Linked DNA regions of Homo sapiens: region 2 is linked to region 1. The links are chromatin loops, found by intact Hi-C in ENCODE. Cell type or tissue: psoas muscle. All regions are shown on one strand. Each heading gives the region's core, and the rest is flanking DNA. Links, peaks and the distances in the headings are about the cores only. Region 1 overlaps GNB1L (G protein subunit beta 1 like). Region 2 has its middle 15 kb from the start of TBX1.

The links. Hi-C counts contacts between places; a loop is a spot of excess contacts. Peaks named below come from ENCODE experiments on the same cell type or tissue, not always from the same donor. Only the 100,000 strongest peaks of a DNase experiment are listed, where the experiment ranks them.
Region 2: it touches region 1 in a loop (3-fold over the local background); 9 of 110 quality-filtered maps call a loop at or near these places.

The regions. Positions count from the first base shown.
Region 1 is chr22:19,795,828-19,804,146 of GRCh38, reverse strand. It overlaps GNB1L (G protein subunit beta 1 like), which reads left to right. Exons shown (of 8, transcript NM_053004.3): 7 at 1,931-2,146. Among named protein-coding and RNA genes, the nearest start is that of TBX1, 39 kb to the right of the region's middle. RefSeq lists enhancers at 4,355-4,936, 6,203-6,908. In psoas muscle, for the core only: a CTCF peak has its summit at 3,005 (motif pointing right); DNase peaks (open chromatin) are centred at 2,996, 4,666, 5,106, 5,996 and 1 weaker place; H3K27ac peaks cover 1,315 bases.
Region 2 is chr22:19,741,804-19,750,122 of GRCh38, reverse strand. No RefSeq gene overlaps it. Among named protein-coding and RNA genes, the nearest start is that of TBX1, 15 kb to the left of the region's middle. RefSeq lists enhancers at 2,522-3,022, 6,476-7,049, 7,050-7,625. In psoas muscle, for the core only: no CTCF peak of the experiment used is centred there; a DNase peak (open chromatin) is centred at 4,722; H3K27ac peaks cover 2,373 bases.

The sequences.
Region 1 (8,319 bases), core at 73-8,072:
GTATCTGTCACTAGGGGGCTGCAGGGACCAGGGGCATAGCAGGGGCTGGCAACCACAGGGCAAGCCCCTCCAGGCCAGGTTGGCTTCTGCTCCAGCCACCCTGTGGCACCACGACAGGCGGGTCAGTCACACACACAGTCCCTGCGTTGGCCATGGCATCTGAATTCAGAGGCAGTGGCTTCACACAGGCTCTAGGCTCTGAGACTGCCAGAAGGACATCGGTGATGGGAGCAGCCCCAGGCAGTCTCAGCTCCTGCAGTGGAGGAAAGTGCCGGGGAGGAGGGTGGCACAGGCTGGGAACAGGTGCCACCACAGAGCGCTGCCTGAGGGGAGTGGGTCCAATGAGGAGAGTCTTTGGAGTCAGCTTCTGGGGTTGGCCTGCATTCCTGGTTGGGATGCAGAGTGTTCCCCGCTGCTCTCGCCTGGCCCTCACCCACTGTGAGTTCAGACGCACCACTTACCAGGGGGAGGCCCTTCTAGGGAGCCAGGGCTGCCTGCAAGGAGCTTCTGTGCAGAAGGCATGGTGCCCATGTTGGGAAGGAAAGTACTGTGGGTCCCTGCACGCCTCATTTCCCAGCAGGTGATCTGAAAGGTGCCAACATGGAACTCCTCCCAGGGATAAAACAGCACACGCAGGAGCGTGGCCAGGACTTCTGCAGGGAGGGGCAGGGGGCTGAGTACACTCGGGGCCCTGGGGCAGCCCTGCCTCCCAGGGACAATGTGGACTCTGGCAGCGGGGCATGACTTGGGATGAGGCCTGGGAGGAGGTGCCCCGGGAGAAGACACACTGACCGCCACTCGCCTCCTCCTGGAGCCTCACTCTTCTCAGTTTTGTCTGTGTGAACTCTGTTATTAGAACCCAGTGGTTTTACAAGTCTTTTTCAGGGACATGTATGAGGACCACTGGACCAGCTCTGGCCTCGGGTTCACATGCCCACATCCTGCAGGGCACAGTGAGTGTCCTTCTGTCCCTGGCATGGCCATCCCCTCCAGGTCAGGGCAGTTGGCCTCGGGCTCCGGGCCTGGCTACCCCGGTTCCCATCACCAGCCTTCTGATGCAGCGAGCCCTGGTCCTTGTGGTGTCTGAGGACTCAGCATCCCTTTGTTAGGCACACGCCCTGGTGCCTTCTGGCTCCCTCAGGTCTCCTTGCTCAGCCATGCCAGGTTTCTCTGGGCTGTCATTCTTGGTGCCGGGGACTGACGGCTGTGTCCCCAGGGTGATGCGGAATCCTGCAGTGCTCTCCTCCTGCAATTATTCCAGAGGCTTAACAAACGAGGTGTCTGCCCAGGGCTTGGAGCCCTCTGACCCGCGCCCTCATTCATCACAAGAGCTCGGGCGGCTCACGCCAGGCTTCAGGGGCAGGGGCTTCGGCAGCCACTTTGACAAAGCACAGAGAGTTCATTTTTCATGGAGATGGAGCTCACGGTTTCTTCTGGCTGGCGGCTCTAGACAGGTGACCAGCCCCAGTAAGTGGTGGCCACACATCTTAGGCCTGGGGAAAGGAGGCAGGAGGACAGGTCCCTGTGCATGGGAGAAGTGGAGAGGGTCGGCAGCACTCACAGTGGCTGGTGGGTGCCCAGCATCACCCCTTTGGGCAGAACCCAGGGTGGGCACATGCAGGTTGCAGGGCTGGTGAGAAGTGGTACAGCAGTGGGAGGCCTTGGGCTTGGCTCTCTGCCCTCCACCCCTATGTCCTTGGGGTGCCCTAAGGGCAGCCGTGCCAGTCCCATGCTGACAGCATCAGCCATCCAGGGGCTGTGTGGGAGGGCACTGGCGGTGCAGAGCTTCTGAGCTGTGGCAGCCACGTGGAAGACATGGGAAACAGCCCCAGCCAGCAGGAGGGGCAGGAATTTCCAGAGCCCCTTCTCCCCCGAAACTCACTGGAGTCAGGGTCCTTCCAGGAGCTGACTGCTCTGCTGTTCCCCGCAGGCCGACTGCAGCTCCCGCCCACTCCTTCTGGCCGGCTATGAGGATGGATCGGTGGTCCTGTGGGACGTCTCTGAGCAGAAGGTGTGCAGCCGCATCGCCTGCCATGAGGAGCCCGTCATGGACCTTGACTTTGACTCCCAGAAGGCCAGGGGCATCTCAGGCTCCGCGGGGAAGGCGCTGGCTGTCTGGAGCCTGGACTGGCAGCAGGCCCTGCAGGTCAGTGCGCCAGGCCCCGGGTCTCATTTATCCTGCTCTGCACTAACAGTCTGATAGGCTGAAACAATATTTAGGCATGAAGAGGAGTTGTTGCAGATCCCTGGCTAATTAATCACTTGGAGGCGGGTGCAGGGGGGCTGTCCATGGCTGGCGCAGGAAGAAGGGGGCGTGGGCGCTGGCAGACCATTCACATGGTTTGGGTTTCGCCCAGACCTCGGGTTCATGCCGTCACATCTTGTCCATCTAGAGAAAGGCACGCAGAGTCCAGGAATACTCAAACCCCTTTGTGAAAACTCAGAGGAATTTGGTCAGTAAGGAACTGATTAATCAAAAAAAAAAAAAAAAAACCAGTGTGGAAAACTGCGAGGAGCTGCAGCCCCCGTGGTGGTCTGGAGCTGGCCCGAGGGAGGCCATTGCTCACGGGCAGCAGGAAAGCCCAGCAGGAAGGCTGGGAAGCCTCAGGGCCACCTGGCGGTTGCTGAAGATCTTCCCATGGTGTCTCCTGGGCTCTCCTAGCTGGCATGGCTCGAGGGGCACCGTGGTGTCCCTGTCTGGGCCTGTGGCTCCAGGGTGGCCTGGCCTACACGTGGCCCTGTTTGGGATGGGAGGGATCAGGTCAGGCTGGTGGGGGCAAGGGGAGTCTCCTGTCCAGGTCTCACTCTGGTGCAAGTCTCAGGGGCTGCAGAGACCATGGGAGATGAGGTGCTGGGTGTGGCCTGGGTACATCCTGGCTTCTGGGGGGTGGACAAGGAGCCCCCATTCACCAGAAGTCTTGGAAGCCTGAGACCCATAGCCAGCGAGTGGTCAGATTGCCCAGTCTAGTGGGTGAAGGGCCTCCAGGGGGAGCTGCATGTCCCGTGAGGTGACTACTGGCAGAAGCAGCAACAGCTCCCAGCCTCACCAAGGACAGGGCCCGGGGCTGCCCTTCTCTGTAGGGCTGTGGTCCAGGCTGTCTGTACGACAGGAGGCCACAGAGAGGGCATTCCTCGGGCCCCCCAGGCAGGGCAGACTTGCCCGCAGCCCCAGCAAGCCTGCTGCGCCTCACGCTTGCCCAGCCCTGGCCCCTGTGGGGCGGGGAGGGTTCACCTCGGGTCCGTCAGGCCCACCCCTGAGTGGGCACCACCAGAGTCTTTGAAGCACATGGTGGAGCTGCGGAAGGACATGCCCTGGTGAGACTAGGATACACAGAGGGGCAGGGTTCTGTGAGCGGCCCCAGTGCCCTGTGGGCATCACCAACCTGTGCAGGCACATGGTAGACTTGCAGGAGAGCTGTGTCCATCCCTCACCCATCCGTCAGCTGTCCTGGGGATGGGGGCACAAGGCCCTGATGTAAGCGGCAGAGCTTCTCATGTCTCCCCGGGAGGAAGGGTCTCCTAAGGCTTAGCAGGCCTGGGTGGTCGGTGGATGTGTCATCATCATGATGCCCGTTCTGAGCAGCTAGAAGCTGAGCTGCTCTGGGCGCTGGGAGGCAGAGCCACTCTGGGTGCTGGGTCTGCATGTCTGGAAGGGGCGTCTCCCTTGCACTCCCTCCCTCCTCCTCAAGCCTGGCAGGGATCCTGCAGGGCTGCCCCCATGGGGTCCAGTGTTCACTTGGCACTGGCTTGTCCTTCACCAGCCTGACAGCAAAGCGCTGAAGACCCAGACAGCTTCCCTGAGAGCCCCCGGAGGGCTCTTCTCTGCAGTTTCCACCTCTGTGCCCAGGACCCCAGGAAGGGGCCCTCCTGCCGTCCTGGCCCAGATCTGCCTCGTCTCTCCTGGTGTGTTTGGGAAACAGCTGCTGGAACTTAGGACTGTAATTTATGGGGCATGTTCCAGTCCAGAGATGAACTTGACCGGATTGATGAATTGAAAAGTTAAAGCAAAAGGGGGACCAGGTATTAATGAATTGGAAAGTGAGAGCAGAAGGGAGAACCAGGAACAGGGAGTGGTTGGCGTGGCTGTGGCGTGCTGGGCAGGGCATCGGCCCATGGTGCACATCGAAGGAGAGGCGTTTCCCCTGCTGAGCCCTGTGTTGCATGGGCCAGGAGGAGGCCTGGGAGGGGACAGGCGACTCCAGGAACAGGGGACAGGGAGCCGGAGAGGCTGATGCGCCACCCTCTGCCCAATGTCACATCTTAACGTTGATCCTAGAGGCCCTGGAGATTGCAGGTTCTGTAAAGCCCCAGCCTCAGGGAAAGCCTGTGGGGGCGCTTTCGGAGGTGAGCTGCCTGAGAGCGTTCTTGCCACCCGGGAGCAAGCAAGGTGACCGAAGGTCCTCAGCACCCACAGGTGTCCTCACCCACCGCCTGCACTGTGACTCCTTGGCTGAGAGCCACGTGGGCACGGCTGTGTCCCCCTCACACCCTCCTGCCGAAGCCTCTGATGAGCCCAGATCAGTCTCCCCCCGGCGGGTGCTGGGAGTAGAGACGCGAATGAGGTTCCTGGAGCAGAGCATGGGTAATCGGAACCAGATGGTGGCTTCGCCGCACCACGCATTCCTGGCACCTGAGGTCATGCGCTACGAGAGCCACTGGTGGCCAGAGATCCTTCCTGGAAGGCCCAGGTCCAGGCTGGGGCTTGGCCAGGGGCCGCGGTGGTGACGAGGAGGCTGCCCACATCAGGATACCACCTGAGGGTGCCTCGGGGTCAAGTGGTGACTGGAGCCCTGAGCCTGCCTTGCTGAGGCGGCTTTCCCGTGAGCTGTCACAGTTAGAGCCTGTGTTGTCATCAGATACAGGTGGTACGCAGGCCCTCTCCCTCCCACATTTTGGGGTAGTGCCCACAGCCTTGAAGTGGGGACTGATTTACAGCCAGCCATATTCTTAGGGCTTTAAGTAATAATGAGGCTCCCCCACCCCAGGCAGCCCTGGTCTGGGAAGTGGACCAACCGTGGCTCTCCCACAAGACATGGCCAGGTGTCCCAGCTGCGCTCCCATCTGCACAGCAGTGGTGGCTGCTGCGCTGTCTGCCAGAGGCTTCCCTTTAGAGGGCAGTAGCAGAGCTGCTGGGCAGCCAGGAGGGAGGCCAAAGGGCCCCGGGTCAGCTCCCCGTGCATCGCATCAGGAGGAGAGGCTTGTGCAGGGCGTGGACATGTTTCCATCTGCCATCAGGAGCACGGTAGTGCAGGGCCCTGGCTGCTGTCACTGCAGGGCCAGGACCAGTCCTCCTCTTCTTCAGGAACACAGGGCTGGAGCAGGCCCTAGTCTTTCTCCAGGAGGCCCCACCAGGCTTCCCGCATCATCCTCATTTCCTGCGGGAAGCTGGTCCTTGAACCTGGTTTTCTTTACCTTGATGCTGTCACTGCTTTCTGAGAATGGCTGAGGTGGGTGTGGGGTCGCTCCTGTCCCTGCAGGCAGTGGCCGCCTGGCTGGTGGGTAGGCACAGCCAGGCTGCTGGGCAGGAGCTGGGCAGGAGGAACTGGGCATCTCAGCCTCCACAGGTGAAGATCCCTGGTCAGGACTTCTACGGAAACCTCCCCACACGCCTGTGGCTCCAGGCATTTGGCAGCTCTTTTCTCCCTGGGAAGGACCTGCCAGCAAATTCCTGTCAAGAGGGCCCTGAGCAGGCCCCAGTGGCTTCCAGTGAGGCCCATGGCGTGTGGCCTGTTGTTCCCTCTCTACCACTGACTTAGGGCAGAGGTCACAGGAGAGAAATGGGTGACGATGGCATCAAATCAGCCTCCTGTTCTTCCCAGCCGCCAGTTCCTTCCCTGGGCCACTGTGTTCTGGTCCCTGAGAGCTGGGGAGGGGCTCCTGGGTCTGCAAGCACAGGCGGCGAACCCCACACGCATGACAGGTACATGCCAGCATCCCCTCACGGCCCTGCGCAGCAGGTGCTGGACTTGACGGCCCCGCGCAGCAGGTGCTGGCCTTGACAGCCCCTCAGCCGGGTCACAGGGAGCCAAGTGGGGAGGTAGGGGCTGGTGTGGAGGGAGGGGAGGCAGCGCCAAGGCCGGGTGCTCTGGACACTGAGGCCAGCCTGGGCTTGCGGTTGCCAACCAATGGCTGTGTGTCGTGCTGCAGCACATTCAGCTGCTTGTGTGTGCACAGGCAGGATACCGCCGAGACCCCCAGAGCCAAGGTCTGCCAGGCAAGAGAGGTAGAGGACAGGCAGAGCGTCTGGGATGTGCTGGGACTGTGCTGGTTACAGTGCGCGGTGGGAGGGGAGGGGCCATGAGAGGGGTCAGGGCTGCAGGCCTTGGTAAGTCCGTGAACCAGGGGGCCCCGGGCCCTGGAGAGGCCTTGAAAGGGCAGGATGATGGGCTTGCAGGGGCTTGGCCTTGAGAGACAAGCTGGTGTTGAGGTAGGACGGCGAGGTGGCTGAGGGCATGGCAAGGCGCCTACCTCACTGGCCAGGAGCCTAGAGCAGTGTTGGGGGCGCAGGCGGTGGTATCCCAGGCCAGGGTGAGGGCTGCGCTGGCTGTGGGTTGTTTGGTGGCATCTCCTCGCCAGGCGAGGCTCCTCCCACCCCTCCTGGGGAAAGAATCTGGGTCTTGAATGGGTGCCTGATGTCACTAAATGATCTCACTGCATCTCTCCAACTCATACAGGTTTTCTTCTTGAATCTGTTCATTGCATTGTTGGAGTTTTCTTAAACATTAAAACAACTAAAATCCTCAGTCTGTCCCTGAATCTCAGGGAAAAGTCTTGAAATCACCGCCTGCACCCCCACCCCCCCTCCCGTGTGTGACATGTGCTCCGCCCACTCTGCTGGGCTGGGCCAGAACTGCCCAGGGCCACAGACGGACCTGGGCCTCCCTCTCCCACCACCTGCCTAGTGACAGGAGCCCCAGGCTCAGGGAGCTGGTGGGGAGCGTTCCCTCTTCTCCCGATGGATGGACACATTTGGGCGGTGGAGGTGGGGGGTCGTGAGTGACTGTAGGTTGGTCTTCGCCTGCACCATTACTGGGCAGTTATTTTCTCTGCCCAGGTTGTTTTCTTTGTGGACTAATTTAGGTTTCCTGATTTGGGGAATTTTTCTAGGAATTTGTCTGTGGGCATACAAATCCTGAAGGTTGTATTCCTAGTGACCTTTTTTGGACTGCTTGTGATGATTGTTTAAATTTCTGCCGCATTCAAAGCTCCGTCCCTGCTTTATTCCTGATCAGTCTTGTATGCGTTTGTCCTTGAGCATTTCTATCTTTCTGTTCATTGTTTCTGTCCTTGCCATGCTCTCCCTCCATCCCATGTCCCCTGGGTTGCATCTGCTGCCCTGCCTGGGGTCAGGTGCACAGCCCATCGGCACTCAGCCTTCCCTTGCCAGCCCCACATGGAGCCTGTTTCCAGAGGTGACTGTCCAGCTGGGCTCCCTGGTGCAAGAAGACATTGTCTTCCTCCCCCCACTTCCAGGCAGACCCCATTTTTATTATTTTTTCCCCATATTCCTCATTTGACACAAAGACCCCATTTTTATTTGTTCTCTGGCTGCTGAGTTAATTAGAATGTTTTTATGGTTCTGAATGTTTGATTTTTTTCCCCAGTTATTTTTTAGTTTTCAATTTCTAACTTAATTAACATTGTGGTCTGGGAACAAGGTCTGAATGATATTAGTTCTTTGAAATGCGGGGCCGTCCAGTTTTCATAAGCATTGCACATGTGCCAGGGAGGCAGTGCTGGTTGTCAGATGCCCCGCTGCACACGTGGGCGCCAGGCCCGTGTGTCCACTGATTCTTAGCCCTTTAAGTCATCCTGCAGGTCACCATGGTCCCCAGCAGGCGCAGAGAGGCCTGTCCTGTTCCCTTTTGCTGGGGGCCTGTCTGTATTTGCTTTATGCACTTTGAAGCTGGCCTGGGAACATGCCAGTTTAAAATGGTGATTTCCTGGTGAATGAGGTCTTTTCTTCATTCCCCCTCATCATCTCTAGAAAGGACATTTGCCCCAAAGCCTATTTTTCCAACTATTAATATGGCTCAGTCCAGGTTTCTTTTGGTCACTACTTCCCTTTATAGCCTTTACATTTTAATCATTTTACCTCCAACCTTCCTGGCCCTCCAGGCGTAGACACATCTCTTATGGAGCCAGTTCTCACATCGATGATTGCATGTCGTGTGTGAGCGTTGCCCTGGGTGTTCTTACATCTCAAGACCTCCTTCTGGAAGCCAAAAAGCGCATCCTTTAGGGATTCCTCAGGCAGGGGCCTCTTGGTGGCTGTGCTGGTGGCCTCTGATGCACGGGCCTGGATGCTGAGGGGCCGTT
Region 2 (8,319 bases), core at 320-8,319, 54 kb after region 1:
GTGGACAGATGGATGTGAGCTTTTACCAGTGCCCTAAAGTCAATCCAGCCCCTCCCTCCAGCGTGTTTGCCAGGACCGAGTGACCCAGCAGCCACCCCATCCTGGGCGGGGGTGTGGACGGGTGTCGGGCTGTCTCAGTCTTCACCAGGAACTGCCAGGCCCTGGGGCTGGTCTGAGTGTCCAATGTACCCACTGCAGTGGAGGTCCCAGCCTGGAGAAACGGAGGCAGTACCCCTGACACAGCTGGCCTGGAACAGGTGGGGCAGGAGCACCTGGGCCATCCCTGGATCCTCTAGGCTGGCTTGGCTCTCCTGTGGACCCCATGACCAGGGCCCCTCTCTGCAGTGCCCACCCACACCCCCATGTGGCTCCCATGTAGACAGAGCCCCTGGCCACCTGTCCCCTCCCTCCCGGCCCTGTGCCCTGTCCCCACCACCACATAAGCCAGCCTTCTCCCCTTGCACCTGCTGAGCCCTGCACCCTGCTGATTCTCTCTGTTCCTTGGGGCTGTCAGGGTGGCACTCGCCCCAGGGCATTTGCTGTTGTGTCATTGTTCCCCCTGGGTCAGGCTCAGGGTCACCAGGGCTTCGGGGGCCAGGGAAGATAACCCCCGAGGCGACCAGCCGGCCTGTCTCCCTGTGTAGAGCAGCAGAGAGCAACAAGGCACAACCAAGACGTGCATGGTCTCAGATGTCACCGAGGGGGTGGCACATGAATCCCGCTAAGCCAGCCCTCGTGAGCTGGAGGCTGGGCAGAGGCACGGCAGCCCTGGCTCAAGGAACAGGCTGGGCTTGGGGGTCTCTGGACACAGGGCCGTCAGCCCTGCACTGGTGGGACTGGTTCACTAGCCTCCCAACTCCAGAACCCTTCAACTGAGTGTTCACGAGAGTTCCCTCATGTGGCCTCAATGTCACTAACCCCCGAGCTCCTCCTATCCATCTCTGCACATTCAAGACACAATGAGTCTTAGTCACGCCCACACTTAGAGTGAATTTTTGCAATTAAGTTCTTTCCTTAAAGTCTGCTACAACCAGCCAGAGTCTTAACTCAGGACAGAGTATGTTTCAGTCTAGGGAGATAAAATAGGGCGATACCCTGCAAACATCTGCAGGGCTGTGCAGGGTCAGAGGAAGCAGCCCAGGTCTAAGGGAAGAAATTTCGGGAAGGAAGTCACTGCTCCTAAATGAAAAAGAGCTATGCAACATCAGAGCTGCCTGGGAGGTAAGCAAACACAGTGCCCCAGGGAGAGCAAAGCGACCCTTCTCCCCTGAGGGTGGTGGGACACTGGGCTGCAGGGATGGAAATTGAAGGGCTTTTTTCTGACTCCAGAATTGGGTGTCTGGCTTTGCTTCCTAGGGATGGAGGTGCCTTCGGACTCTCAGTGTCTCCGCCCCAGCCTCAGTGCTGCACTTTGGAGCTTGCTTGCCTCCTCCACAGCCCTCCTTGCTAGCCCAGGACCAGGGGAGTGTGGGGTGACTGTGTTCTGGATCAGGGACCAGGGCAGAGGTCTGAGGCTGCAGTGGTAAAAGAAATATCCCAGTTTGACTCCCCGGAGCCTTGTAGGTGTTGTGAGAAGTGATAAAATGATTGTAGAGTCCCTAGCATGGTGTCAGCAAATTATACCTGCCATGTATCCCTTTACACACATATACGCACACCTCTACATCATATCTGCAAATTCTACCATGAGGATGCAGTGAGGGTCATTGTGCAGGTGCTGAGGACACAGTCCCGGGGTCTGGACACCAGCCTCTTGGTACAGGATGTCTCCCCCTTCATTCTACACGTGCTACCTTTTTTAATGTGGCCCCAACTGTCCCCTGCTCTGATCTTAAGGCTGGAAGTCTCCAAATCGGTGCCCAGGCCCTTTCAGACCTCCTGACAGCCCCCACCCCAACCCCAATCAACAGTTGGCCTATGGCCTGGACCTAGCTCCAGAGCCTCCCCCCATGGTTTATAAGAACAGCCAGCATCAAGCATCTTGGATTTCAGATAGGGGGACCCCCCACCTGGTGGCAGCTGACACCTGAGCCCACCCTACCCAGTGGCAAGGGGCAGGGGTGAGTGACCCAGCTGGAGAGAGCTGCCATGGGAACAGTCAGAAAATCCCAGTGTCACTCACCCTGATGCCAGAGGGGAGACTGAGGCACAGAACAGGGCAAGGCTGTGGGCATCTATGCAGGGCCGGGATGAGCCAGGGTCCTGCCACATCCCTGTCCCCGGTGCCCTGCCCACCCCTGCTGTCCACCCGCCCGCCCAGGCAGAAAATGGCCATTTCCTCCAGCCCCCGCCCCAGGGAGTGACACGGAGCTGGCAAAACAAACAGGCCATTCCTCCTGTGGCCGCTGGCTGGTGATGGATGGCCAGAGGGGCTGGCTGTGCTGATGGACGACCGCCCATCATGTGTGGGCCGGGGGTGGGGCCTGTCCAGGCCTCGGCCCAGGCACGGACACAGACTCCTCATCCCACTCTGAGACACTCCCACAGTGGGGACCCATAGGGACTGAGGCCCAGCACATCAATGCCTGGAGCCTCCAGCTCCCACTGGTTCCATGAGTTGTCCAGGTCCCCACTGCAGGTAGGGATGTGCCAGGATGACAGCATCTGTGAGGATGGGGTCTCCCGGGCACCTCCTCAGCTCCTGCCAGTTGCCAAGGGCAAGAGCCCCCTCCTCACACCTCTGCAGCCTGGGTTGACTGGGCTGCGGTCCCCTGAAGCATGGGGCTGGGGACCTCCATGGCCCAGGCCCCCCAGCAGGGCTCACGCAGGCTGGGTTGGGTCTGGGCTTCTTCTGTGGAGAGGTGTACCGGCAGGACTGATGGGGCACCAGATCTGGGGGCCTGGTCCTGGCTGTGGAGAAAAGGCCTTGGAGGGGCAGGGTCTCTGAGCTCCAGTGGGGTTGGGTGGGCATGCAGGAGGGCCAGGGCATGAACAGAAATGGGTCAGGGGCTGAGGGCTGGGGGTGTCTGACAGGACCCGGCCCACATGGCAGTGGCCTTAGAAGGCCCCAGGGTTCTCTGTCCTGGTCAGCCTGTCTGGTCAGGCCCGGGATTGTCACCTCACTGGAGAGATGGGCAAGCCGAGGCTGGAGAGAGGTCTGACTGAAGGGAACACAGGCCCAGGCTGAGATGGCCCCTGCTGTGCGCCCTGAGCTCTGCTACACCTGTCCACCGGCCCCCACAGCTGCCCATACCTCCAGACCAGGCTGATTCAGAGCCTTCCGGTCCTGATGCTGGCCACCTGCGGGGGCTGAAGGACAACCAGCTCCCCAACCTGAGGCCTGCTGCAGCACGGGCCACCCAGCAGCTGGCTGGCCGAAGAGGAAGGGGCAGCTGCGGCCAGGCCTCTGACCCTCCGGCTCGTCTGGCCGAGAGGAAGCTTCCGAGACCCCCACTTCCTGGACCTCTGAGTGGGCTGAGGCCCCACTTCCGCCGAGAGCCCTGAGCCCTGCTGTCAGCCTCTCCAATCCCAGTCCTGAAGCCCCACAACCCCCCAGCTACGTGTTTCCTGCTGCATGGGGTGGTGGTCGAGGGGGCGGTGACCAGGACACTCACCCAGATCTGGGGTCGGCAGGAAGCCCCATTGAATAGGGTGGGTGAGGACTGAGCTGATTGACCTCCCCTGGGGATGGGGCTGCCCACGGAGCCGGGTGATGACCTCTGCTAGGAGGGCCCATCAGATCCAGGCTAACCCGCTGGTCCAAGGCCAGCCCTGCAGGATTGTAGCCAAAAGGGAGCTTCGATGCAGCCATTCAGCTTCCTGGGGTGGGCTGGGGATGGCCCAGGCCCGCGGGCCCCATGGAGATGGGCGGTGGAGCAGCAGCTGGTACCCAAGCGGAACCTATATGAAGGAGGCTCTGTGGCGCTGGGGAAGGCTGGGCATGGGGGCAGGGCAGGTCGTGCCTCCCTCTGACCAGGGTTGTGGGGCAAGGGAAGTGGGGCTCCAGGGGGAGGTTCTCAGGTCCTGGGGTCCAGGAGGTTGCGACTGTGCCTCCCAGGCTGGTTGAGGCCGAGACACCTCTGCCTCTCCATGCTGTAGGGACAGGAAATCTGGGATCTGGCCCAGGCTGGCAGACTGGGGGCAGAACCAAGGCCCATGCGGGGCAGGAAGTGGCCCTAGACTCCAGCGGGGGTGGGGTGGCCTCCCAGGAGCCATTTCCTCCCTGGAAACATCCTGCCTGGGCAGCAGGAGGGAAAAGAGGGATCCAGCCCCGGCTGGGCAGGAAGGGCCTGGGGCTCAGCATCCCCTCGGGCAGGGCTCTGGGAGCTCCCAGGAGGGAATGACCTCATGGCACGTCTGAGCCTCCGGAGCTGAAAGGCTGGGCTGGGCCTCCCGCCAGCCCCCCACCCAACCTGAGCTCCCGGGCCTGTCCCCTTGTGCTGGCCTCCCTAGAGTTTCTGGTGCCATCAGCCCCCATCGTCCCGAGGCCAGGAGCTCAAAGCCAGACTAGCTTGTTTCCCATATGAAGCATGGCCGGCCCGCGCCTCCCAGCCTGCACATGGCCGATGGATGAGAGGACAAGGCCTGGAGGGAGGGGCCCTGCAGGCAGTGAGCAACCCACGGCGTCAGCCCAGCTGCCCCTGCTTGGGCATGGTGGGGGTCAGAGGCCCAGCTCCCACCCCTGTGGCCTAAATATAACCTGAGCAGGCGCCTGGCTGGGAATAGAGACCTCTGTCAGCTCCCAGCAGGTGCTAGTGGGAAGAAGGTCAGCATGATTGGCAGGGGTGCCAGTGAGCAAGCGGCCAGACTTGGGTCATGTGAGTGTCCAGTGGCACGGTCTGAGGGTGGGGTGGTGTGTCCTCACAGGACAGCTGGGTGCCCAGCCTCCCCTGCTCGAGGCAGCCCTGGCCCCTGCCGTTGCCTGTGCCCATAACTGAATGTGCTGCCACGCCCCAGGAAGGGGGGCCAGTCTGGCACTGGCAGCGTGGCTGAGCCCTTGTGCATGGGTCCAAACCTAACCGATGTCCCTGTGTCCCTTGTCCCGGCAGGGCTCTTCTGTCCCCTCCACCCTCAGGCCTCATCTTGCCCTGCATGCTGGTCCTTGTTCCACCCCTCCCGCAAAAACAAACAAACAAACAAACAAACAAAAACCCTCACAAAACTCTTCAACTAGCCCAGCTGATGGCACTTGATCCAGTGTTCTCCGGAGTCCCCTCTGGCCCTCAGCTCCTGTCCCGGCCTCTAGCTCCCCAACTGACCTCCAGGTGAGGCCCCCTTGAGCCCCACATCACTGGGCCCAGGGCTGCGAGAACAGCAGGTGGGCTGGCCCCGGGGGGAGTCCCTGCCCCCTCCCTCCTTCAGCTGCCCTCCCCAGCCTCTCAGGTGGCATCCTGGGCCTCAGGTCCCCTGGCCTGTTTGGGAGCCCATGTCACATCCCTCTGCCAGCCACCCTTGTGCATGGTTCTCACCAGCTGGCCCTGCTGCCGTCGCCCTAAAGCACAGCCTTCTCTCCCTGTCCTTTCTGCCGAGTGGAAGTGTCATGCTAAGAATCTGCGAATACACTGGAAAATACCAAGCAGACCCGGGAGAGATGGACCCTCCCCGGTTTCCAGTGGTGACCCTGTGCAAGGGTCCTGGGGCAAGAACAGCGACTCCTGGGGAGGAGAGACCTGTGTGAGGCACTGCAGGCTGCAGTGGTCGGCCTGACCCTTAGAGAGGGAATGGGGAGGGCTGGTGGAGGGGAAGGTGAAGGGCAATGAGCCTGAGGCACCCAGCCACCCCTGGACCCCACTGAGGTGTGTGCTGATTGAATAAGCAGGTGTTTGTCCGGCCCCTATGACGTGCGCACCACTGTGCCCACTGTGAAACATGTCACCATCTCAGGGGACAGAATTCCAGAGCCTTAGGCTCTGGAGTCTTGGGTCCAGGGACTCTGAACAGAACCTTGGGGAATCAGTCCTACCCGGCCAGCCTGCCGTGGCTGCTGGCACCATTTGCACACCCCTAGTGATGAGAAGCCCACTCCCCAGAAGCAGCCTGTGGCATCTGGGGCAGCTGGCATGGCAGTGCTCACTTTGCAGGCTGGTGGGTGGAAATCCCCCTCCACTGAGGGATGCACAGGGCCAACGTGGGGTGCCTGGTAGGACAGGCCTTGAACTCAGGGTTGGATGGGCCTATCACTCCTGCCCTGGCTCTCAGGGCTCTGCCGGGGCAGAACCCCAGCTCCAAGGCCCTGCCCACACTGGTCCACTAGACATGGGAGTCTGCACCGTGGGCTTGTTTGCTCTCCGTCTAGTTTTTCTGGTTTGGAGCCTGGGTGCCCAAGCTGGGCCAGGGGGCTGGGGATGGGCAGAGGGGGGCTGTGGGTAGGGGCTGGGCCTAGTGCCAGGTCATCCCTGGGCCTGGCCTCACTGCCACCTCCTGCCCTCGCCTGCCTTTGCTTGTGGACAGGTGGGTGAGCTCCACCCTGGGGTGCTGGGGGACATCTCATGGGCTTCCACAGGCTTTGAGGAGGGGGCCTGGTTTTGAGCCTGTCTGCCTCCAGCCTCTGGCCGGGTCACAGGCCTGGGAGGGGACCCAGGGTACAGCCCCACAGGAGATTCTGCGGTCAGAGGGTCTGGGGGCGAGGATGGGACAGGTTTCCGGTGATCCCTAGCCTTAGTTCTCGGCCGTTGACCTTCCTCAAAGAGGCCTGGGAAGCAAGCTGTGTGTGCCTGGGATGCTGCCTGAGGCTGGGAGGGGGCAGGGACTCCACCCAGACCGCCCCAGTGCCGTGGGCTCAAAAGGACCTCACCTGACAGGTGGGGAACCAGAGCCTGGGACAGGGGTTGAGGGCCAGTGTGGATTGGAGAGGACGCCAGACAGCAGGTGGTGGCCAGCACTCAGGCCCCAGGCACAGGGAGCCTCCACCCACATGGCGGCATCCTGCCCCCCATTCAAATCCTGGCTCCTCCACTTGGTCTGGTGAGGCCCTAACCTCACTCTGCCTCTGGAGGGGACAGATGGGGATCTTGCGGCCTTCCTCCCCACCCTGGCGCCCCATGTTCCACTGACCACCTCTTCTTTCCACCTCAATCCTAACAAAGTGCCTGGATACCCTCTCCTCTCCTCGCCCCCAAATCTGCCATCTGTCATTTCCCGAGACACATGTGGGGAAACTGAGGCCCAAAGGATGAAAGAAAATGCTGAGGGAAAGCAATGGGAGCTTGGGTGGAGCTGTGGACAGGGGTGTTATGGGGCCTTGGAGGCAGCAGTAGGCCCCCTGGGGAGCACTGGTTCCCCAGGCAACCTGGCTTCAGCCACCGCTGGGCACATTTCCCCAGCCCCCACAGCCTGGCAGGAGTCTACCCACAGCGGCAGCCTGGCTTCCAGGCCTAGTGAGAGGCTGGACCAAGGATCTGCGGATGGCATCTGGGCCCCTAAAGTGGGAAGTGGTGCTGCAGAGGCCCAGGGTGGGCACCACCCCTAGCTCTCCTGCCAGCTGCCCTTCCTCTGGGCAGCTCAGGACACCCGGCCTTAACACCCACCCAACATTTACCATCTCCATTTCAGAGCTGGGGAAACTAAGGCGGCGTGACGTCATGTGTCTGTCCTCACAGCGTGAGTCCAAGACTGTCCAGTGAGGTAAGTGGCGGGGCCAAGCCTGGGACTGCCCGAGGCGGGGGCTGGTGGGTTTCCTGGGGGCAATGGACAAGGAATTCCCCGTCAGGGGAGGGTTGCTGAGTGCTTGCGCTGGAGCTAGGAAGTGGGGGGCATTCCTGGGCTCACGATTTAGGCAGGATTCCAGTGGGTTTCAAGGGTGCACAGGAGTCCACCAGGGCAGTAGGACCAGCGAGGAGCAGACCAAAGTCAGGTGGTGACACCCTCCAAGGCCCCATGAGACAGCCAGAGCTTCAGGTGAGCAGACAGTGCCTGGAGGCGGGACATGGCCGAGGTGGACTCACGCTCAGGTCTGCACGAACCCAAACAGCTGGCCAGAGCTCCGTCCCTCCTCCAGACTGAGGCAGGAGGACCTCAGGGGTGGTGAGGAAGGGTCCACACAGCCAGGCCAGCTGTAGGCTCTCTGGAAGCACTGTTCCCACCCTGGCCCTTGGTTTCCCCATCTGTAAAATGTGGACATGGTCCAGAGGAGGCTTGTCAGCTAGTGGGTAGGAGCTTGGCCCAGCCCCACCAGCTGAGAGCAGACAAGGAAGGGCCTTGGTGCCAAGTGCTTGGAGGGCTGGGCTGGATACTGGGCTGGCTGGGTCCTTAGGATGGCCTGTTCTGGGAGAACCTGGAGAACGTCTCTCCCCTACACCCCCACATTCCCAGCTGGGCCCGGATGGCCCTGCCTCCGAAACATTTTTTGGAGATACAGCCTTCATTATTAGGCCTTAATTC